Linked DNA regions of Mus musculus: all the other regions are linked to region 2. Evidence: chromatin loops called from intact Hi-C (ENCODE). Cell type or tissue: heart. All regions are shown on one strand.

Region 1 (8,000 bases), 110 kb after region 2:
ATGTTCAAATAATGATCTATACAGATAGTACCAGGATAGCCAAGGTCACTAGGAAAGACCCTGTCTTAAATAAATAAATAAATAAATAAATAAATAGGTAGATAGATAGATAGATAATTGTTTAATATCATAAATGACTGTAGATTAAGCAAAAATGAATAAATAGTCAACTCAGCCAGGCGGTGGTGGCGCACGTCTTTAGTCCCAGCACTTGGGAGGCAGAGGCAGGTGGATTTCTGGGTTCGAGGCCAGCCTGGTCTACAGAGTGAGTTCCAGGACAGCCAGGGTTACACAGAGAAACCCCATCTTGAAAAAAACAAACAAATAAATAAATGAATAATAAATAAATAAATACTCAACTCTTCACTCTTCCAATGATGATAAATATGTATGCTAACTTTTGTAAATACGCATGTAAATCTGAAAGAAAACTGAGAGCATATTTTTAATATTATGTAAAATGTGCCCAAGAAACTTTTGTTGGGTTATGAAGTTCAAGAAGGTATCAGAGAGGGGATGGTCTCACTGACTTTGTTTCTTTTGAATTCTTCTTCAATATAATGCATCCTGGCCACAGTTTCCCCTCCCTCCACTCTTCCTATTTTGCACTTTTTCTCCCAGATCCACACCTTTACTGTTTCTCTTCAGAAAAGAGTATCCTCCTCTCCCCAGGGATCGCAACCAAACATGGCATAGTAAGATGTAAATAGACTAGGCACAAACCCTCATATCAGCTGGCTGGAAGAGGCCACTCAGCAGAAGGCAAAGGATCCCAAGAGTAGACAAAAGGTTCAGAGACCCCCCTCCTACATTTAGGAGTCTCACAAAAACACCAAATACAACCATAACAGATACACAGAAGACATGGCAAGTTTGGTACTAAATACATTAATGCTTGTGTTCTACTTAAGAAAACTACAGGGTGGCAGTTATATTTAACATATCACTACATATGATATGGTATATATAATAGACATTCCATATAATGCATATTGTAGAAATGTATTATGACAAGTGTCTTGTAGCGTAAATTGAAATTTCCTCAAGATATGTGGACATTAGCAAGTGGCTTATTACAGAACTGTAATAAGTTCTGTACAGTTTATAGTACAGTTTATCATGGGAGTACCCATTAAAGTCAGGAATAAGTTGTAAACAGATAAGAGTAGATATGGTATTATTTTTCAATCATGATTGAATTTAGACCAACATTTAGCTAGAAAATTAAAAATTCTAGATAACAGAAATATATGAAAAGTGAGAGATGCTATGAGGATTACTGTGATCATGGTGGATGATGTCTTGATGTGTTCTTGGACTCAGTTTGTGAGTATTATACTGAATGTTTTTGCATCAATATTCATAAGGGAAATTTGTCTGAAATTCTCTTTCTTTGTTGAGTATTTGCATGGTTTAGGTACCAGCGTGCCTGTGGCCTCAGAATGAGTTTGGCAGTGTATTTTCTGTTTCTATTTTGTAGAATAGTTTGAGGAGTATTGGATTTAGCTCTTCTTTGAATGTTTGGTAAAATTCTGCATTAAACCCCCTGTCTCTGGGCTTTGCTTGTTTATTTTTTGTTGTCCTTGTAAGGAGACCTTTAATGGCACTTCTATTTCCTTAGGGGTTATAGGGCTATTCGGATAGTTTATCTGATCTTTACTTTTACCAAGATCCATTTATCTCTGGCTCTGGGCTTTGTTGTTGTTGTTGTTAGGAGACTTTTAATTTTTTAATGATTACTTCTATTTCCTTAGGTGTTATAAGGCTGTTCAGATGGTTTATATGATCTTCACTTCGCTTTGGTAATTGGTATCTGTCTAGATAATCATCCATTTCATTTAGATTTTCCAATTTTGAGGAGTATAGGTTTATGAAGCAAGATCAAATGATTCTTTGAATTTCCTCAGTGTCCATTGTTATGTCTCCCTTCTCATTTCTGATTTTGTTACTTTAGGTACCTTCTCTCTGACTGTCTTTTAGTTCATTCGGCTAAGGGTTTGTCTATTTTATTAATTTCCCCAAAGAATTAGCTCTTGTTTTTGTTAAATCTTTGTATCATTCTCTGTTTCTAATTGTATGATCTCACCCCAGAGTTTGATTATTTCTTGTCTACTCCTCCTGAGTGTGTTTGCTGCTGCCCCTTCTCCTCCTTCTTCATCATCATCATCTTCTTTTTCTTCTTCTAGAGCCTTCAGATTTAGTTTTGATTCATTAGTATGAGAACTCTCTAACTTCCTTATGAGAACATTAAGTGCTATGAACTTTCCTCTCTATGCTGCTTTCATTGTGTACCATAAGTTTGCAAATGTTGTGAACTCACTTTCATCCAATTTTAGAAAGTCTTAAATTTCTTTATTTATTTCCTTACCCAGTGATCATTGAGTAGTAAGTTGCTCAGTTTCCATGAGTATGTAGGTTTTCTGTTGTTTCTGTTGATTTTGAAGTCTAGTTTTAATTCATGGTTATGTGATAAGACACATAGGGCTATATCAATATCCTTGCATCTGTTGAGGTTTACTTTGTGACCTCAAATACAGTCTATTTTAGAGAAGGTTTTGTAAGGTGTTGAAAGGAAGGTAAACTCTTTTGTGTTTGGGTGAAATGTTCTATAAATATTTGTTCGGTCCATTTGAATCATAACCTCTGTTAGTTTTGTAATTTCTCTTCTTAGTTTCTGTCTCAATGACCTGTCAATTGGTGAGGGGGGCATATTGAGGTTTCCCACTATTAATGTGTGGGGTTTGCTGTACGATTTAAGCTTTGGCAATGTTTCTTTTACAAATGCAGTCTTCCTTGCATTCAGGGAGTAGATGTGTAATCAGAGGAGCAGTCAACATGGGTAAGCAGGTATCCCTATATCGTAGGACATGGAACCTTTAATAATATGCCCAGGACTGGAAGAATTGCACAGTAGTAAATTCATTTTTAGGTCTTGGGGGCCCTCATATAATATTCTGATTTCTGTAGTATCTATGCTAGTTTGTACTCTCACCCACAGCAGTAGATATGTACCATTTCTCTACATTCTCACTTAATTTGATATCATTTATGCTCTTGAGAGCAGGTTAATTCCCACAGTCATCTCAACAGAATGATTGATGGTTCCAACTGGTCTATGGGGCATTTACTCCAAATATGCCACAATGAATATGGAGTCAATAAAATCACTCACTAAACATTTTTGTTTGTTTTCTTTTAAGATATTCTTGGGATTGTAGACCAGTTTGCTTGAAACTCACTGCCTGCCTCCCAAGGATAAGATAGGTTTATTTTTGTCTTAATTTTAAAAATGGTACGTATTTATATTATCAAAGAGATTAAATAGCATACAATACGGCTGGAGAGATGGCTCAGGGGTTAAGAGCACTGACTGTTCTTCCAGAGGTCCTGAGTTCAATTCCCAGCAATGTCATGGTGGCTCATATCCATCTGTAATGGGATCTGATGCCCTCTTTTGGTGTGTCTGAAGAGAGTAACAGTGTACTCACATATATAAAATATATAAATCTTTAAAAAATACAATATACCAGAGTATAAAAATTTTCAATGACCATTTTTACAGTTAAAATAGACTTTGTGGATCAAGAAATAAATTTTGGATCATTCTAGAAACACAAACAGAAGCTGAGAGAGGAAAGAGAGAATATTAAAGAAGAAAAAATATAGGAAGAAAAATGAAAGAGTAAGACTAGAAACTAATAGATACCTATATTTAGAATATTCATAGAGCAAAATAGCCCCAACAGGGGATCAAGAAAATACAGGAAAAAAAAAAAAACAACAAAGAAACAAAACAGGAATCTGAACTTTACAAGAAGCAGAATAACAATATATTGAAACATATTCTCGTAGCTAAATATGTCAGTGCTAGAGAATTACCGTGGACTTCACATCGGTGCTTCTTCACCTGCGTGTATTTCTCTAGAAGAAAAGTGGATCGTGCTGTGTATTGTTGCTCACCAAGCAAATATATCAGAAGTGTGTTTGAAGATGATTATTATTATTGCTGATAAGTTACCTGAACACCTCAAAACAGTTTTATAAACAGAAAGTGCCTACAATATAAAAGCAATCACTGTAACAAATGCAGGCTCCGTGTTTGATTTAAAAACCAGTGGGGACATCTGCTTGGCTGCTACCATAATTGGCTAGCAGCCTGTTGTTTTGTTCTGCTGGAAGAGGGACCTTGTGTCCTGTGTATATTCTCTCCCCTTGGTCCAGAGGGACTTGAGTTTCCATTAGATTACAAGCTCTATACACATACCCAGACGTGTATAAAGCTCTTGCAACATTTCTTTAAATCAGTTTTGGTTGGTTTTCAAGTACTGGATTATTTTACTTATTGGTGTACAAGAGTTAAAGGTGCCCTTTAGTTTGCTATACCTTGTGAAATCTTTCTGTGAGAACAAAAACTAAACAGTAACTCACACCCTCACAACTTCCCATTTTTCCTTGAGGGCATTTTTTCTTTCTCAATGGGTAATGTTTCCACAATCCACAACCTGTGTTAAAAAATTCATGCTTATAGGCAACACACATTCTCTCCTATATCTCAACTTATCTCTAGATTACTTATAATACTTTCACTAATATAAATAAAATATAAACTTCTGAATTACTTAGAGATAATGACAAGAAAATGTCTGTCGATTTCCAGTATAGATTCAGTTTTTGTTCAAATAACAAGTTATGTGGTGTTGGTTGAGTCTGAATTGGAACTTCAGAGAGCATCCAGGACTGCTGCTCTTCATGTTTCACTGTTCACTGGCATCTCCTCGGACACAATTCCTCAATAACTTGTTCTCTCACTTATTCTCATTTTCATCCATAAAATGGTGTTTCAACACTTGGTCTGTGCCAGCCACTGTAGCTTCATGTTTTCTGGTGATTGCCCAAGGAACACGACTTCTACAACTCCATAGAAGACTTCTTAAATGAACCTCATAATTTCCCTCATACCAACACATAATTGGATGTCTATTTTGCATTCAAAATACATTTTCAAAAATCCTTATGTGTTCCCTTTTGCTTTTAGATCCACTTTGGCCAAGTCTCCCTTCTATCCAGCCTCAGTTTTTTTTTTTTTTTTCTTTCTGGCATCCATTTCTACCTTTCTGTATCCACTAGCATTGCTCACACAGACTTTATCAATGCAATTGAGATTTTATTATGCCTTCCTTAGAGTCCTTCAAAGCATTAAAATACTTCAAAGGATTTTTCTTGTTCCTAGAGTAGGGATAATCCATACATATTCCTATGCCATCTATTCTTACTCTTTGCTCTTCTTTCTCATCCTGCGTCTTTGTGCTTTTAGTTGTTTTAACCTATCATGCTCCTTTCCCTCCATGGTTCACTGCAGTTGCTTGCCCTTGTCTTTAAATACTTTCCTAATTGTTTGCCCACTAAAACCTATTTACTTTTATACCTCAGTTCATTTCCTTTATGTGTACACAAATGCAAAACATCCATATATAGATGTGCATTCACCAAATAATAAAATAGATGCACAATCTTTGGTACCCAACTTATCACCTAAAAGAAGATGTTCATATGTACATGATGTTAATGTAGCCTCCTGCTGTATCAAAGAATAAATGGCCACCTGATGAAAAACAAAACAAAACAGTGTTTCTCTTGGCTCTGATGTGTTATGTTAATTGTTGATGAGGTTTTTGTAATCAGTGCAGATGAGGATGGAGGTAGGGATTAAATGGCTTATAAAGCTACTGAAAATTTTAAGCTTTGGGAAAATACTAGAGATCTTAGTAGAAGTTAATCTTAATAGTATGGATTCCTTCAATCTCCATTCTTAATACTGAGCAAATAGGAAGCAATTTCTTCTAAATCTAATAGTTTACAAATATAATACCACAATTTTTAAATATAAGCAGAAATATTACATGTTAATCATAGCCAGTGTGATTCTTACCATCTATGTGTTTTGTAGAATGACTAAATCCACTAGTTAACATGAATCCTTCCGGGCATTCTACCACGTGTAGTGGAGTGAAACTATTTAGGTTCTTTTTTAAGTTTTTCAAGAAAAAAAAATTAAAGTCAGTTCTATGGCACACATTTCTTCTTAATCACAGCACTTGTAGGACTGAGACAGGAGAGTTCCTATGAGTGTGAGGCAAACCTTGTTTACATAAGTTATGAGGCCTTGAGAGCTCTAATGTACTATTACAAAGTTAGGACTCTTCTCCTCCAAAGCCAAAAGAATTAAGGAGAAAGAGACCCAACAAAGCCTTTGCCGCAAGCTGAGGGTTAGGAAAAGGATATAACATGCATGGCAGATGTGAGACCAAGTTAAGCAGAGAAGTCTAATAGGAAACATTTGCCACAATTCTCCTTTAAGTAATGTCTCTTAGGAAGGATGGTTTTGAGTGGTATGCAAAGTTGTCTTATTAACCTACAGAAAATTCCAACAGGATTTTGCTGGCATATTTAGTTGTAAATATTGCCACCAAATATCTTTTTGATCCTATGTTGTTCATGCTTAGCAAGCTGATAATTATCCAAGGGTGTTTCTCAAAAATGTTTTTCTGAAACACAAGTTAGCAAGGTTAAGGTTTTCATATCTCAGTGACAATTACACATTGTTTTCAAGTGGGTCAAGGAGTTTATGCCATTTTTTCCCCTAGAAGGCTACAATCTGTTCCTTCCGTGTTATGTTACTGAGCCAAGGATTCGAAACAGTTCACCATGAACTCTAAAACAATGGACAAGGGAATACAAAGGAGGATATTTGTAATTTACATTTTTGGCCTGTCTGAAATGATTTTGAAAGTGACCATGTTATATCACTTTATGTTCCCCAAACATATGCAGCCTGACATATTGATTAATGAGTAAGGGAACTTCATTAATAATTAATGCTGGTGAAGTGGAAGAGGAAGACATATAAGAGAAAAAGATCCCTCCAGAATAGGGAAGAGAGCATAAACGCTACCACAATGTCAACATCAGAGTGGCATTGTCAAGGTCCAGGTGGATTTCCTTGCTTCTTTGGAGTAAGATTTTTCAGACAGGAATGAGTAGTACACGATAATGTTCTATGAGAATCTTATTTCAACAGCTGAAGGTTAAGCCAGTCATTGAACAACAAAGACCCCCGGAAGGGCTTATATTGACTTGTTCAAAGTTTTAGGTTTATAAACACTACAAAAACAATCAACAGGTTAAGTTTAGGTTACACTCATATTCCATGGTGAAGTGTTGTTTTCAAAACTAATACATTAAACAACAAAAACATCTCTGGTGATGACCTGAGCACATGGGGTCAGTGGTCTTGTCCAGTGATATTACAGAGAGCCTCAGCACTTGGAAGTTCAACCCTGGCTATGGGTATTTTGCTCTCAGCCATCACATTCTACTCCCCAGAAACTTATGTACAGAAACCAATGAGCAAATAATACTCGCCTGTAATTTTTGAATAGAACATTCAAAACTTCTATTTTTATTTACAGAGAATAATCCCTGCTTAGAGCTCAGAATGCTCCGAATGCCCATAGTGTTCTGTAACTACTGGTAGGTTCTGGACAGTATTTTCAACTGTTTTCTTCAAATAAAAATAAAAGTAATTTTTCATCTAAATGATGGGCATAAAATGTTTTCTATAATAATGAATTATCTTGAATTATATTTTGGAATATATGGTTCAAACTTCACATTAAAAGTTCTTCCTGGTATTGAGAAAAGAAGTCAGCAGCTGAAATTATTGTCACTTGCTTACCCTTTCAGTCTGTCACGTATTAGACCTCAGATTGCCTCTGGGGTGCTTTTACCAGAAATGCTTAAAAAGTCTTAAAAAAATGTTGTCAGGAGAAACTTGACACACAACTACCAGAGATGTCAGAGACCCCTCTACAAGTGGAGATTACTGTCTTGCCTTTTTGTGTTTTTTCTGGCTCAATGCTTCTCAAACTTACCTGGTATCTGAGCAGTTCTTTAGGGGGTGCGGGGTGGGGGGGGAAGATTTCTATGCTTTCTCTAAATTT
Region 2 (8,000 bases):
CTTTGATATTTGACCAGTTTTCCAGAAAATTAACTATATGTAGGCCTGAAATTTAGTACGAATTTAGAAGACATTACTTCCATACCACTTAAAAATATCCTGTATAATAGCTGTTTTAACTAGCTAGCTAATAATAACCAATTTTGACACTTTGCAGTCTTTCAAAATTTTTATTCCCTTTTAACTGAGTTGAGGATATTGGCTAATTAGCATTTACTTACATTTTTTTTCTCATAAGGGTTTTTAAAAAATCATGTCTGCTGTTCTCTAGGTTTTTTTATTTTTTAATTCTTTGAGTATATTTTCATTATTGTGGGCATGACCTTGTTTCTTATGTAGTTTTAGTATGTTTTCATTACTAACGTATTTAGTTGGAACCTGCTATTATTAATATTCCACCTCATTCTTAATCCATAGAAAATTGTTGAACTTTGTATAAGGTCCCCAATGAAGGAGCCAGAGAAATACCCAGAGAGCTGAAGGGGACTGAAGCCCCATAGGAGGAAAATCAATCTGAACTAACCAGTACCCCCAGAGCTCCTTGGAACTATGTGGGGCAATGGGCTATGCACAGACATCCTGGTCTTCAGAGTTGAGGTTGTGACCCCCGGTGGAACCTGGTGGTGATAATTCACCTACATGGGACAGAAGGCATTCCCTCATGTCTCCTGGACTCCTGGCTGGTGTAGAAATTACAGCCCCCACATCCTCCACAGGAGAAGCTGTGGCTAGTAGTCATGTACATAATGTCCCAAGCTTCTGGCCTTCAGGCTAGACTCCTCTCTGTTACCTAGCAACAGCAAGATAATACAAGCCCACTATAGGAGGGGCTGCTTGGCCCCTCCTCCCTTTCTTACTCTCTCTACTAGCTCTCTCTCTCTCTAACATCTTACTCTCTAGCCTTTCCTCTTTCTCTCTCTTTCCCCCTCCCCTCCTCTTGGCCATGGCCACTCTCTCTTTCTCTTTCTACCTTTTCTCTTTCCTTCTGCCTTTCTACAATAAAGCTCTAAAACCATAGACTGTCTCTGTTCATCAAGGCCCGCTGTGCTTGGATGATAGGATAGGCTTTCTCCTAATGAGCCATGCCTAATCTCCCGTCAGAAGGCCTTCCTGTGCTCCAGCCACAGACCAGACTTAAGACTCTTGCCTATGTGGGAACCTTTCTCTCTCTGCCCTCTCTCCCATATCTCTGGGGCTGAGAGTGTTGAAGTGGGGCCCCTGGTATTAGGGGTTGCCCCTTGTCCACCCCCTGTGGAGTGGGGTCCAGTGGCTTCACACAGCCAGATGGCCACCTGGGCTGGGGTTAGTAGAAAGCCTCTGGCAATCCTCCCGCATCCAGAGCACAGGAACTCTGGCAGGACATGTGCTCCCCTCCCTCCCCTCTTCCCCATCACCCCTCAGCCCCACAGAACTAAACCACCAATTAAAGAAAACACATGGTGGAACTTGTGACTCTAGCTATATATGTAGCAGAGGATGGCCCAGTCGGTCATCAATGGGAGGAGAGGCCCTTAGTCCTGTGAAGGTTCTATGCCCCAGTATAGGGGAATGCCAGGACCAGGAATGAAAGTGGGTGAGTTGTGAAGCAGGGGGAGGGGGGAAAGGGTAGGGGATTTTCAGAGGGAAAACTAGGAAAGGAGATAACATTTGAAATGTAAATAAAAAACATATCTAATAAAAAATATAACATAAAAAAAAGAAAAGTGTTAAACTTTGTATAAATAGGAACAAATATATTGCCCTACCTCAGGGGGGAATATGTGAAAGCTGTTAAAAACCAAGAGATGCTGTCTAACTGTATTATGGTTTACATTTCTTAGTAAATCTAAAGAGGATTTGATAGTACACTTTCAAGGGTTTACTTGAATGGGAATTCAACACAATGGCAAAAACAATAGGACACTCATTTCCATACCAAAACCAGGATGATGGAAATGTGCTTTCTAAATAGAATCACATTCAAATAATAGTATTTTAATTATTTCCATTTTAAGCTAAGGTAAATTTAAGGAATATTTCAAGCAAATAGAGAAGTAAGCAGGCAAACAAAATAGTATCTCTGACATCAGTTGCTAAAAGGCTATTTAAATATATTTTCTTAAAAAAACAAACTCAAAAAGTCATTCTTAAGTATTAGAAAACAGAATTGGGCTACCACTTGTTTGAGAAATGCAGCCTAGAAGGAAGGACAGGCTCAGAGTGGGATGGGGTGGACAGCAGGAATGAAGGGTGGGGTCTAGCCAGCTAATTCCAAAATCACTGCACTTGACTCGATGATGAAATACTGAGCCGAAAGCATACTCCACCCACACTTAGAAAGCAGGTTAGAACATACCTGAAGTTCAAGTCTTTAAAGGAGAATTGAGTTTCAATGATACCAGTGGTTTTCACCCGGGAATGTAGAACATCTTGCTCATTTGGCACGTACCCAGGGGCTGTGAGTCTGTCTAAGTCATTAAGGTAGCTAAGAAAAACAAAATCGAATGGAGTATATTTTATTTTTGACTTTACATCGGATACACTGCAATTCAGTGAAAATGTATTTTAAGACTTTAAAGTATGTTGGAAAACAAACTCTATTTCTTGTTTGTTATCATGCTACTGATCTGATGGGCAGGCCTTGGGAGCTCAGATGTCACAGTTGCAGAGTGCGGAATCCACAGAGCTCCTGGAGAACTCTTCTCTAAGAACTCCTCAAAGCCACTTTAGCCCTAGACTTATGAAATCTGTAGGACAGACTCACTATCATATAGATTGAGATACGGAATGGTCTTTCCCCATGCAGAACTGTATAGATGTATTTCTATGTATTATGCTGCCTTGGAATGTTTGCTGCAACAGTTATTACAAGCTCCTCAAAGATCCTGTTACGGAAATCACTCAGTTTCCATTCTAAGATAGCGATTGGTGTGTATAACAATTTGAATTGTTTGAGAGTTATTAATTGTTTGGGTGATTTTTACATGGATTACTTAGTTTAGAACATTATAGCCATCTATGTACTGTAGCCACACCACTGTCTATCAGTGCATGGTGAAGCCCTTAACACTTCCAGAATTCCTACTGTTACTGGAGTGAACTCTTTGCTTGTTTGTTCCTTCTGTTTATTTGGTTTTTGTTTTATTGATCACAGTATCTAAAGCTTGGCAATGGTTAAATGTAAGCTTGATCAGCTCTGTGCTCTGAGTCTGTTAGACTAAAGAATGAAAACTATTCTTAGTATCTTTATCCTTTCAAGCTCGATCTACAATTAAAACTGTATTTCCCTTCATTTGTAGTGTTGTGTATGACACTACGGATTAAATGGCTTAGCAATATGGCTACTTCTGTGACAAATTTAAATGCAAAAGTGAGCCATGCCTGCATACGGATTTTAAAGTTTGGTGTCTTTCCAAAGAACTTTGAGGGTATAGTCATAGCAAATGTTAGTTATTGCCTACAAAGTTAAATTTGCTCAGAGATTCTGTTACGAAGTTCAGATGTATTAGCATCTAACACAGCAGTTCTCAGTCTGTGGGTGGCAACCCAGTTGGGGGAGTCAAACAACCCTTTCATAGGGGTTGGATGTTAGATAGCCTGTATGTCAGATTTTTACATTATAATACATAAAACAGTAAAATTTCAGTTATGAAGTAGTAACAACATAATTTTATACTTGGGAGTCACCACATGTGGAACTGTATTACTGGATGACAGCACTAGGAAGGCTGAGAACCACTGATCTACCACAATGACTTTAAAACAAAGTTCTTTTACCCTTAAAAGTGGATTTAGCACCTAAAGTTTTCCTCAAGGAGAAAAGTAAAACTGTGTATAAGAGGTAACATAATGGTTGTATGCTAATAAAGTCTGGTTACCTTTAAATGGGTATTGACTTGAGATGTAATGTGTCAAAGAATGAATTGGCAGATTTTACATTTTAATTTTTTTTTTTACTATTACTTGAAGCATTGTACATTTTCTATTGATGAAATCTGATGTGTGAGAAGTGCATGATATGTCAGCCATTTTGTGTCCAAGTAAAAAAGTTTAAAAAAAAACATGATATACTTACAAAATAGAAATCAAATCCATTTAATGAAAGCTTGAGCAAAAATAGATTTTAAATAATTTTTCTTTGCATTTGTAAATCACTTTAGGCAAAGAAGAGACTTTAGCAAATTGGCAGATTTTCATCAAAAGTGCTGATTTTAATAAGTAAATTTGGTATTTGGATGCCCAAGCCTGTAGTTTCTAAACCTTTAGCTGTTATGACTCAAGTCACATACAATGCGTTGATTATTTACTTCTAATCCTGTAAAGATAGTGCTGTCCCTTGTAAACCACATTTGCTCTTAATGCTTGTGGAATTTAAACAGCACACTAGGTGGCCCTAATTAGTAAACCATGAAACTTAGGTAGCTGAGGCCTTTCCTCCGAGCTTTTCCTAGAGCTTGTGGCATCTTCAGCCAAACCCGGGAACTGGGAATTCTGCTCTACTCTTCTGGCAGCGTCCATCTGCAGAATGTCTAGATGTGCAAAAAAAAAAAAAAAAAATCTTCCTTTCACTAAAAAGTTGGAAAAAAATGTTTTATATAGTATAAACAAAATAAATAGGCAGTGCAGGATCACTCTGATATGGAAATTGAAGTATGTAATTTAATTCAAAAATTGAAAAAATAATATGTTCTTAACGTTTGGAAGAAAATAATGTAAATTTAGCAACATTTTAGCAGGCTTTTATTTAATATGCCTATAGTAACACTTTGAAGCTGCCAAAGTTAATATCTCAAGTATTCAGTTTATGTAGAAAATATTTCTAGTACATAGAGAGAAAATAAATTTTCATAAAATTATACTGCTGTGCAAATCAACTGAGTGTTCAAAAACTATTTACAGTATGGGCAGAACTCAGAAAATCAATGGAAATAGATGTTTGATATATTTAACAGTATGGTAATATTCTCAACTCAAACTATTAGTCAAAAATTCTAAGCATTTAAACAAATAAATCATCTAAAATATGAAATACAGTGTCATTTTATTGCCTCAGGTTAGTTATCTGAGTTATAATTAGTTAAATTTTTTACTATAAATATAAAGGACAAACAAGGAGGCAAGCATACTAACAATGTAATTGAAGGTATCTAGGCAATATTTATTCAAAATGAAATTTATTAATCTTGACTGGAACACACTTACATGTCTGTCTTTCGGTTCACCTTTCCCAGAGGTAACTAAGCAACATTTTGTATGTAATGTATAAGCTTGCATCTAATTTACTCAATGATTAGCACAGACAGGTAAGCAAGGTTTTACAGTACCACAGAAATCACTTTGATAATCACAGTGAGGTAGAGACTGGAACCTTGGAGAAAATGTTCCCAAGTTTATGTAGTCATAGAGTGACACCCTGCTCTCATCAAGTGGAATCCATACTTTTGTCTAAAGGAAATGGTCCCAGTGGAAATTAACAATAAATGAACACTCATCACCATCACAGAAATGTGCTCACTACACATGGACTTCTTTTTATGTTTTTTTTTTCCAGACTCTCTCCATCCATCACTGTCGTTTTTTCCTAAGAAACAGACTTATGGGTCAAAGGTACTCAGTGATTACAAATCTGCATTGTCATTGTCATGCATGACCCATCTTTCTGTTTAAAGAGAGCTTTGCTTCCCAGCCACATTACTTTTTGTTGCTTGTTTAATTAAACCTCAGGGCTTGCATGGTTTGTCACGGGATTCATTCAAGGACAATGTTGTATGTTTTCTATGTTTGTAGGCATGGGAAGAAATAGAAAACGAGTAATTGCACAAACTTTTTGTAGCCAAACAAAATCACATGTTCTTGTTGATTCATACAGAAAATAATTCAAGAAGCACTCGAAACAAGGAAGTTTGAAGTCGTGGCAACAATTCTATTGTAAACAGTGCAATGCTCTCCTAAGTTCCTTATTAACATTAAATACTTACTTGCCAATATTTGCTATGCTGACTCTAACGAGATTTCACAATATGCTAAAATCTGAAGCCAATCGACTTTTCTTCCAGAGTTTTGTGTCTTGCTCAATAACCTAGTGGTCTATCACATATATCACTAGTAAACTTATTCTAGGGGTTATTTCAGTAACACTGAAATATATGATTCAGATGCATACAGTTCCAAATATCAACACGCATGCCATCTGTCTGTGTTCATGCTAAGTAAGCATTGAACATCATGGTAATTTTTTTTTTTAACTAAGAGAAGATATGTGTAGTATATATTTCTTCTCAGGTATGTTGTTTCATGTCTTTTCTGCTGGCTCTCAGGTTTTTTTTTTTATAATAAAATGCTAAACCATTTCCCATTATTTGTGCTTACATGCACAATGTGCCAAGTTACAACCTATGTGTCATCTGCAATTCTTGTCCAAGAAAATGACTTACTAAGCTGCAGAGTCATTGAGCTGGTATTCAGATGCCCTTTCAAAGCAGGCTTGGATTCCTGGATCCCCCCACAGTCGTTTAATGATTTCAGCCAGCTGTGGAGTCATATCACCATCTTCTAGTGTATTTGCCATTGAGTGAAGTTGTTCTTGGTCCTCCTGGAATAATATTTTGGTGGGAAGAACAAAAGTATGCTATTTAGGCACAGGCACTGTTTTAAATAGAGCACGCTAAAAGGTTTTTGTTCCTTTCATTTTGTCAATCATTTCACTGAAGAGTTTTTCAAAATCTATGAAGAATAATTAAACTAAAATTCATTATAGTAGTTGACTGATATCTAGAAATGCTGACCTTTGGAAAATTGCAAAATACTATATGAAGAATTTGAATGCTTTGGTATATTTCATTGATTTCTGAATATGTTGTCACAAAGAATAACAGTGCTAGTCTGTTATGGCCTGGTTTAAAATGCTGGTGTGAAAGAAAAATTAGATTGTAATAAAATGTTACTTGGCATGAGGTATTTCTTTTAATTACTTGGGCAAGTGATTACACACACGTATAGACACACAGAGGTACTGACGCTGTACGTTAAATGGTGTGAACTGAGTGCCTTTGCATTAATGTGCCATAGGACAGACATAAGAATTGGCTAAGAATCAAAAAACAGAGTAAGTATTATGTCAGTACATAGTAAGATGTGGAAAGTGATGAGGATGGATCGAAGCTTAGAAAACAAATAAATTCAATATAAACAATCTATGGCTGGCCACAATTTATACTAGTAACCAAAACACTTTTGACAAGTAATTAAGATTAAGAATTTGAGTCATAGAGTAGTTAAATAGATCATGGTAATTGGTTAGGAAAACAGAGAAGTCTGGGCTCAGATCCCCAGTGTCAATATCCAAAGCTCAGGCTCTGCCTGCATAATACCATGCTAGTGAATATCATTATAACAAGTTACAATGTGGGACACATAATTTCTGTCTCATCCTCCTTACAATAACCAGCAAATGCTACAGTGTGTGCATTTACACCTGTACAGCGAAGTACTCTCAGAGCTCCCCTTGACAAGGCAACCAATCCAACAGGCAGCAGAAGAGGAGGCAAGGGCAAGCAGAGTCTGTAGAGTGTGCCACTGCTAAGAGTGAATAGATCCAGGAGGAACTCGTGCTTGCTGATATCAGTCAGTCATTTTCAGCCAACTATAGTTTTATTCTGCTGTTTTATTAAAAGTATGTTCTTTGCCTAAGATATTAATAGCATATCTTTATTATTAAGGAATGTTAAATCTAAAAGAAAACGTTTCCATCTTTCTTTCTGATGAGTTTTTATTATTACAAGCAGGTAATAGATCAGATGACCAATTGATTGTTAAATAGACCAAACTACACGTCTTATTTTCTTATTTTCTTGCATTTGTCCTTGGTTTTTTTGCATCGTGGGAGACCTATTTCAAAATTCTTCCTTCGTATTAGACAGAGAACTACAAATCTAGTGAAATATGATCTGTTCCCTTAATTTTTCATTAATGTTGAGATAATACAATTGAATAATTTCTCCTTTCCCCAAAACTGCCCATAA
Region 3 (8,000 bases), 120 kb after region 2:
TTTTCTAGACTCCTTTTGCTATGTGTACCTTTCTCAAGATAAAATCAATGGAAACACTGAAATCAATATTTCTTACTGTTTATCCAAAGATATTCTTAAGAATTTATTGGCTTTTTCTCGTGTCTGGTTGTGATTTTTCTTGCTTTTATTTTGTGAGCGACTACAATTTGTACAGTCAATCGTCTTTCTGGCCCGACCACATTCTCCTTAACATTTTTCTGGGTGTAGTTGCTGTGGCTGACTAATAAAAGAGATCCAACTATCACCTATTTCTTATTTCCTTTCTTGGTTTCCTTCTAACTCTATTGAAAGATAACACAAAGTTTACTCCTTCTGTCTTCTATGCTTTTGTGTGTAGCATCCTTGCCCTGCAGCCTATGACAGTATAGTGTAAAACATTGTTTTATCAACCAACACCAGGAAACAGAAGGATAAGCAAAGGAAAATAAACTCTTTGCACTGGAGGGTAAACATAAAAGAGTTGACCATAATCATCTCATTATTTTCCCTAAGCCATTAATATTCCTTTTGAGTGTCCAGGATGCATTTTATCTTCTCAAATCTCCCATCCACAGCTTCCGTACATAGTAACGGGGAGCATTTCTGAAGCAGAAGTTCTGTAGAGTAAACAAAAGCAATTGAATCAATATGAATGGTCTTTCATTAAAAGAGAATGCTGAGTGGTTATTTTCCATGGCACAGAAACAAATCTCGGTCTGTTTTATAAGACTTAGGGACAGAAGTCTAGTTTCAACTATTCCCTAGTGCTTACATGTTGTTTTCCTTCAAATGCATCAAACATTAGTAGTGGGAATGAGTCTGCACATAGTTTTAAATCAATGTCTACCGACTTTTGCAAAGGACTCAGACTAATAGACATTTTAAGTGCTTTTATATACTCACTGTAATTCTCTTTCCAGGTTTCACATTATCTAAGCCTAGCCCCTCACACCAACCCTTCTCCTAAAAGATCTTATCTAAGATCATTGTTTGGTCTACATCTTGTATCTCTAACCACTTCCTTGTCTACTCAGGTATCTCTATGTCTAGTGGCTTTAGTTTCAGATGCTGGCATGCTGCATGCTGACTCAAAACTGTCTAAATCCTTTCAATATACATGCTTGCCATTCTGAAATTTCATGGTGACTGTGCTTCCATTAAAATAAATGAGAAATAACCTCTGAATCTGTGTGCCTTGTTGTACATAAATGTGTCTTAGACATCAGTAAAGCCAATAATTTATACTCTGCATATAAATTATACTCTATAAATTCTTACATTGTAAATAAATAGGTAGAATATGCTTATTTGACCTCATTGGATAACCACAATGGAATATGATAACAATTATGCAACTGATTATTATTTAATGAAAATAATTATAAATAATTGGTTAAAGTATTCTCTTATTACTATTTTATGTAGGTGTAAGCCGAGATCTTCCAAAGTCCCCAGGTCTGTGAATTTGGGCATGTTAGTAAAACTCTTTGTGACTTTGCTCCTGTACTGTAAAATTGGGTGATAAATGTACCTATTTCATAGGGTAATTCTAGAAAATTAGTGAGTTAATATATATATATATATATATACATTATAGATAATATTGTTTTATATATATATATATTTATATATATATATATATATATATATATATATATATATAATGATTATACCAGTGACTTTCATGTATTAATTAATTTAACAGCCTAAGTACAATTTTTACACTAAATTAAAAGTACTAAATATTAATACTATTTTAAATGATTAAGCAGAAAGATCAAAAGATTGAGTCAGGATTCTTCATCTAGAAAACATGTACTAACTCAAAAAACTCAAACAGTACTAACCAAATGTTTTCTTCAGTGCCAGTGGTACCTCCTTTAATTTTGATACTTAGTCCTCAAACCTGGGATAGTTCCCCCAACTAGCTAAATGTGTGCATGGTCCAGCTACCAATTTCATTGTCATGGTGATCCATGACTTGTCCATGTTTCTGAAACCTTTCCCAATATCTCCTTTCTACACCCACGTGCTAAGTCAGCTCTACATTTCCTTCCTAGTTTCTTTAGCAGCTTACTCTGGTCTTACCACCAACTGGTTCTGTTCAATGGCTGTTCTGTTCTTTGACTTAAATATAATAGAATGAAAATTTACTGAAGGAAATTTGCAGCACTAGATGCTATTACATGGCCCAAGATATTTTTAAAGCCCATTTTCTTAGTGATTCATACATTATACTAAAACCTTACCAAAACCACGCCACTCCACCCTATACTTGGGCTTGCCTTCTGCAGTCCTCAAGTATGTCATGGCTCCTTCCACTACCTGTGCCACAGCACCTCCTTCTGCTCTCTCTGGCATTCACTCTCAACACCTGGGAGTGTCTGTCACATTCTAACTCAATCAATGGTTTAGGACTATGTCCTTCAGATGACTTGTGATCTACTTGGGGAGGATCCCAGGCTTGTGCTTATTTGTATCCAAAATAAAGTCCAGAATCATGTGAATGAGGTCTCTAATTTCTGTAACCACAGTACTGGGACGGCTGAGACAGGCAGATCATCATGAAGTTTGAGTGTAAACAACAGAGGAAATTGTATCTTTAAAAAATAATAGTTGAGGGACTGGAGAGATGAGTCACTGGTTGCCCTTCCAGAGGACCAGGGCTTAATTGCCAGCATCTACATGGCTGCTCACAACTGTCTTGTTACTCCAATTTCAGGGGATCCAGTGCCCTATTCTGGCCTGCCTGGGCACCACACACATACTGTGCAGCATATTTACAGGCAAAACACTCATACACATTAAACGAAAAATAAACAATATTATTTTAGAAAAAGAAAATAAAAAGTAAATTCCAAGCAACGTGAGGACTGTAAAGTTCAAATATATTCTGCCAATTTATACCAGAAACAACTTAAAAGGCAGGATAAAAGCCTCAGAACCAGAAAATGCAAATAAGATCAAACAGGTTTGACACACTCTTTGTCTGTGTGCTTGGTGTTAATCTGACAGTGAGGAGAGACATATCAGAATATGGTTTGGGTTGCAGGCATGACTGGCCAGCAGGTGCTTGCTATGTAGGCAAAGGGTTGAGGGCAAGATAAGATTAGGGAAGGACATGCATCATACAGGGAGTGCCGTGCTCAGAGTCTGAGTTAATTTTAAATCTTTCCAGGCTACTAGGGATTGGAAAACAAATATAGGGCACAAGGCAGTGAAAAAATGCAGCTTGCTCTGACAGTGGAGTAAACCAGGCTAGGCTTAGAATATTATTTCTCAAAAACCGGTAGTAGACACTGGAGTACTGAACTTGGCACTCTTGATGCCTGCTTTAAAATAATTGTCATAATTATAATGTAACAATTATTATCACTGTTGCTTTAAAAAAAACCCAGAAATTTGTGCCTTGTTTACTGAGACACAGATTATTTAAGATTTTAACTTCCTCTCTATATTGTGTCTGTCTATTTCTTCTTTAAATGCTATTCAAAAATCATGAGTTTGCTTGTTACTAGATAGAAGAATGTTTTGTTCTCAAACCATATTATACTCTTCTGATGGACATTTCTATAATAACAACATCATAACATTGTGGCCAGGGTTTTTCCTTTGAGTGATATCTTGCTCATATAGATGAACAGTTCCTGGCCTTCTTTTGAAATAGAACTATGAAAAAGCTCTAAGGTGCTGCATGACTCCTGAGTAGGTAGCCTCTATCCCAGTGACCTCCTGGTGATTTCCCGATGACTTCTTAACACTACTCTTCCTCTTAGCCCAGAGTTTCTCCTTCTTAGAAGGTACATTTAGATTTCTTGAAAATTCTCAAAGGTTATGCTTCCAAACATACAGAGCATTGGGAGTTCCTCATACTTAGGTTCCTATTAACACTGTCTCTGCTGACTGCCAGAAAACATCTGTGGTTGAAGATGTTAATTATTACAAGGAGGTAACATATAGTATGTCAAAGTGACAGTGACTCAGTAAGCACTTGTGTTGAGCAATTTTTCCATCACTGAAAAAAAGAAATAGCTGAGTATAACAAGTTAAAGGGGAAATGATGTCATTAGATGCTGTAGAAGTTCCATTATTTCTGGACTTGCAGTGAATCAGAGCATTATAGCAGAGCAGCATGGGGTGGTACCCAAAGGGGCGGGAAAGGGGAAGAATTTGTAAGCATGGGACTAGGAAGAGAGGAGAAATGGGGTTCTCAATCAGGATGTAAAGTGAATTTTAACAAAGTTAATTTGCTAGAGCAAATGTGGAGAGAAAGAGCATAGGAAAAGGGGCAAAGGAAACCAGTTCCCTGCTTTTTACTAATTCTGCCTTCTAAATTTTCTATACCTTTATAATATCCCTTTGAATTATGAATGCATGAATGGACTAATCCATTCATGAATTTATGGCCTTCATGTCTTAAACAGCTCTCAGTTGTCCCAGTTGGAACACTGATTCATAAGACAATGTTTTCAGCATATGGAATTTTTGGTTCCATTAACATCCAAACAATAACAGAAACTCTAAAATTTTTAAAAAATTGGATGGAATTTAATTACAGTTGGTAAATTAGGGAAGGAATATAAAGTTGGGGAGCTGAAGTTGATGGTGAGATAAGACAATTTTAATCTCTCTAGGCAGAGGAGAGACTAGAATGATGCTAAAGATGTAATTGACAAGGAAGCAGTTGTCACAGTGTGTGGAAAAAGTCGTGGTTTCTGTGGCTTAGATGTTCATAATTTCCCTGTGTTCACATATGATTATAGAGTGGTTTTCTTTAGTATTTATTCATTATGATCTCAGAGAGGTATTATCTAAAGAAGAACATGAAAGCCTAGTTATGAATGCCAAACAGTGTCTATTGGTAGGACTAGGTCAGCTCTCACGAGTTGGCTGTTTTCCACAACACCCTGCAAACTTACATTATAAAGGCTGTATAAAAAACACCATTTCTACACAAGTTTGGAATAAGATTCTAAGAAAGTTCCTCTTGTAATTTCCTCTCTAGCTCATAAGATAGAGAAAACACACTGGATATTTCAATAGAAAATGTCGTTGTTTTGCTACGAGTGTGATTGTTAAGAGGCATGAAAGATGATCAACCTTTTGTATTCTATCAAAAGCTATTTTGATTAAACTTCACAGTTTGCCTTTTTTTTTTTGATGATGACATCTAAACAAATAAAATGTTCATTCTTTCTATTCAAGGACTATCCTCTCCCAGGGTGGATGTTCATTGTTGCTGCTTTCAAGTCAGACATATGACTATTTCATAAAACCTAAAATAACCATTTATTGAATACAATACTGTGTTGTGATCTTAAAATATTACATTTTTATTATAACTTCAAAAAATTAAAATGTGATTGCATCCTTTCCTCTTTCCCTTTCCTCTTTCCCTTTCCTCTTTCCTGTGCCCCTCATTTCCTCTTTCTCTAAGTTCTCCTTCCGCCTTTAATGCTCTCTCAAATTCATGCTTTCTTTTTGGTTATCTTTATTGTCTCACACACATTTCCATAATTATATAAATAAACCTTATAACTCCTCCTAGAGTCTCATATGTGTGCGTGTGCTCATGCGTGCACATGTTTTGGGCATGCCATGTATAGAATAAATACTTTGAAATATTAAAGCTGCTCAGGCCATAGGTTTATTTATATCCAATACAACCCATAATTGCCCTTTTAATGCTTTACTCTGATTGTTACAATATTAAACTAACGAATCATGTGTTGACCATTGAGTTGATATTTTGTTAGTAGCAATATAAAATGTGCATTACAAATAAACATAAAGTTGTATTAGTGATTTGGGGACATATTACTCTTCGAGTCCTTTTCTTCAGCATCAGATTTACATATGGTTATTATTATTTGTATACATCTACTGATTAACATTGTTGTCTGCAATGTTATTACAATGAAAAATGCAAACTTTCCTGGTGGTCAAAGGCTATTCTGTATGCCTAGTTTTGCAATAGAGAGTCACTTGAACTGGAAAAAAAATACAAATTTTCTTTATGCAATTAACTCTATGGTTGAGTTTTTAAATACCTTAAATATATTAACATAACTATGTAAATTTCTTTGCTTATGTCTACTCTTCATTTCGCCAGTGTCTTAACAGCTTTTTCCTTCAATCATTATAGAAGTTTTCAACTGTAAATTTGGCCTGGTCATTTCCTGGAGAATCTCCTTGTCTTGCACTTTGTTTGGCTGCTTTCATTCTCCTATATCTCTCCCTCTTTCATCCTATATACTTAAATAATCATGATACATTTTTGTATTGTATACCCTTTCTCTAATAAGATGGTCTAAACACTTGCTATGAAGCCAGAAGTCTATGTAATATCATTCACTGCTTCCCCTTTGAGAGGTTGTAGAGGTTTGAATCTGTTTCCAGATCCCAGATGATGTAAAAAAGAATGGTGGATATCCCTTGCTTATTGGTCTCTGGCCTTGGGAAGGCACTTTGTCTCTTGACTTTTTCTCCCAACTCTTACCTCTTCTATCTTCCACTCAAGACCCCCCACTTGACCTTATATTTATATTAAGTTATATTTGAGACACTAAACTACTATTCTACAACACACTGAAGTTAAGCTTTTTGTAGCTAAATATATCACTGTTATACAAACTGAGAAAATGGAAGAATTAGGGTTCTATTCATGTCATAACACTAACTGAAGCCTTAAAGTCACCTTTTATTATCTCCGCTGCCATTCAGAACTGCTCCGCCAACAAGCAGAGCTGCTGGTGTACAGTAAGTACTAAGATCGCTGTTTTGACCTTTAGTGGTTTATCATCTGCCTTTACTGAGACTGTTGCTTGATTTCTTATCTGGTTTCCACTGCCTCTTTTTTCTCTACCCTGCCTGTTATGTCTCAAAGTATCCTCAGAAGCAGTTAGGAAAAGCATGTGTCTCATGTATGATAATGGTGTTTGAAGTTTGCTTTTTGCTTTTTCAGCTCTTTCTGTTGTCACATTGAACGTCAAGCACATTCCCAGGTAATCCACACTCCGTCTAGACTAGGCACGACGTACTTTTCTAGAACTGCCTACACATGTCAGTTCAGGACCTTTATGTGGTTTTGGTGTTATTGTATTAATACTTCTGGGTGAATAATCTTCCCTATTTTCTCCTTTTCATATCCCCTTCAGTTACAAATTCGTATCCTGTTTAACATTCTTTACTTAGAATTACTTAATAGTGTCATTCTGCTCTCAGCATAAAGGTCAAACTCCTTAGAATATTGCACAAGGCACACAAAGTTCTGGTCAGCACCCAATATGCTAGCTTCTTGTCAGTTTTCCAAATGTGTCACTCCCTTCCTGCTTCTGAAATGACACATTCCGCCCCTAATATCTTTTCTTCCTTTTGTGGTACTAGAAAATGTGTGCTCACGAATTGAAACAAGTTCATTATTTTAGCCTACCTCCCCTCATCAAACCCAGTATCTTTTAAAACTATTTTCTTTTCTTTGAATTCTGGTGCTTGTTCCTTCAGAGATTTCTTCCTTCTTAATGTGAAATTGAACATTTTCATTCCTTTTTTTATAACTCTCTTTCTAAAAGCTTTACAAAATTGCTTTATAAAAATTCATGATGTTTCCCCAATGGCTATTTTCAAAGGTAAAACTTGCATATATGTGGTATTGGGCTGTATTTGAACTTAAATGGTATTTCTGCAGCACAATTGTTTCATGACCACAAATAAATTCTCTAACTTCAGCATCTCCTTTGAAAATGAGCATGGAAGTATCCTGTGCTTGAGGTTGTGGAAACCAAACAAGATGTGGGAAATTTGAAACTTTTATCATGAGAGAAGAAAATCTTTGTGTAAATTAAGACATTAAGATACAAACATTTTCATCTGTATCTGTTGTCTTCATTGATAACTCTGCCTCTAATATATACCATATAAACTAGAACTCCTCTACATCAAGACAAATCACAGAAATTTTAATCTTGCGTCACATTTCTATACCCATGTTGATTTAAAAA

Evidence for each region. Peaks named below come from ENCODE experiments on the same cell type or tissue, not always from the same donor. Only the 100,000 strongest peaks of a DNase experiment are listed, where the experiment ranks them.
Region 1: a loop joins it to region 2, with 2.2 times the contacts of the local background. A loop is called at or near these places in 4 of 42 quality-filtered maps.
Region 3: a loop joins it to region 2, with 2.6 times the contacts of the local background. A loop is called at or near these places in 4 of 42 quality-filtered maps.

The regions. Positions count from the first base shown.
Region 1 is chr5:17,890,140-17,898,139 of GRCm38, reverse strand. No RefSeq gene overlaps it. Among named protein-coding and RNA genes, the nearest start is that of Gm31612, 38 kb to the left of the region's middle. In heart, no CTCF peak of the experiment used is centred here; a DNase peak (open chromatin) is centred at 4,149.
Region 2 is chr5:17,998,225-18,006,224 of GRCm38, reverse strand. It overlaps Gnat3 (guanine nucleotide binding protein, alpha transducing 3), which reads right to left. Exons shown (of 8, transcript NM_001081143.1): 4 at 6,414-6,571; 5 at 2,336-2,464. Among named protein-coding and RNA genes, the nearest start is that of Gnat3, 40 kb to the right of the region's middle. In heart, a CTCF peak has its summit at 4,355; no DNase peak of the experiment used is centred here.
Region 3 is chr5:17,876,105-17,884,104 of GRCm38, reverse strand. It overlaps a transcript of Cd36 not described here. Among named protein-coding and RNA genes, the nearest start is that of Cd36, 44 kb to the right of the region's middle. In heart, a CTCF peak has its summit at 3,064; DNase peaks (open chromatin) are centred at 2,414, 3,084 and 7,284; H3K27ac peaks cover 1,072 bases.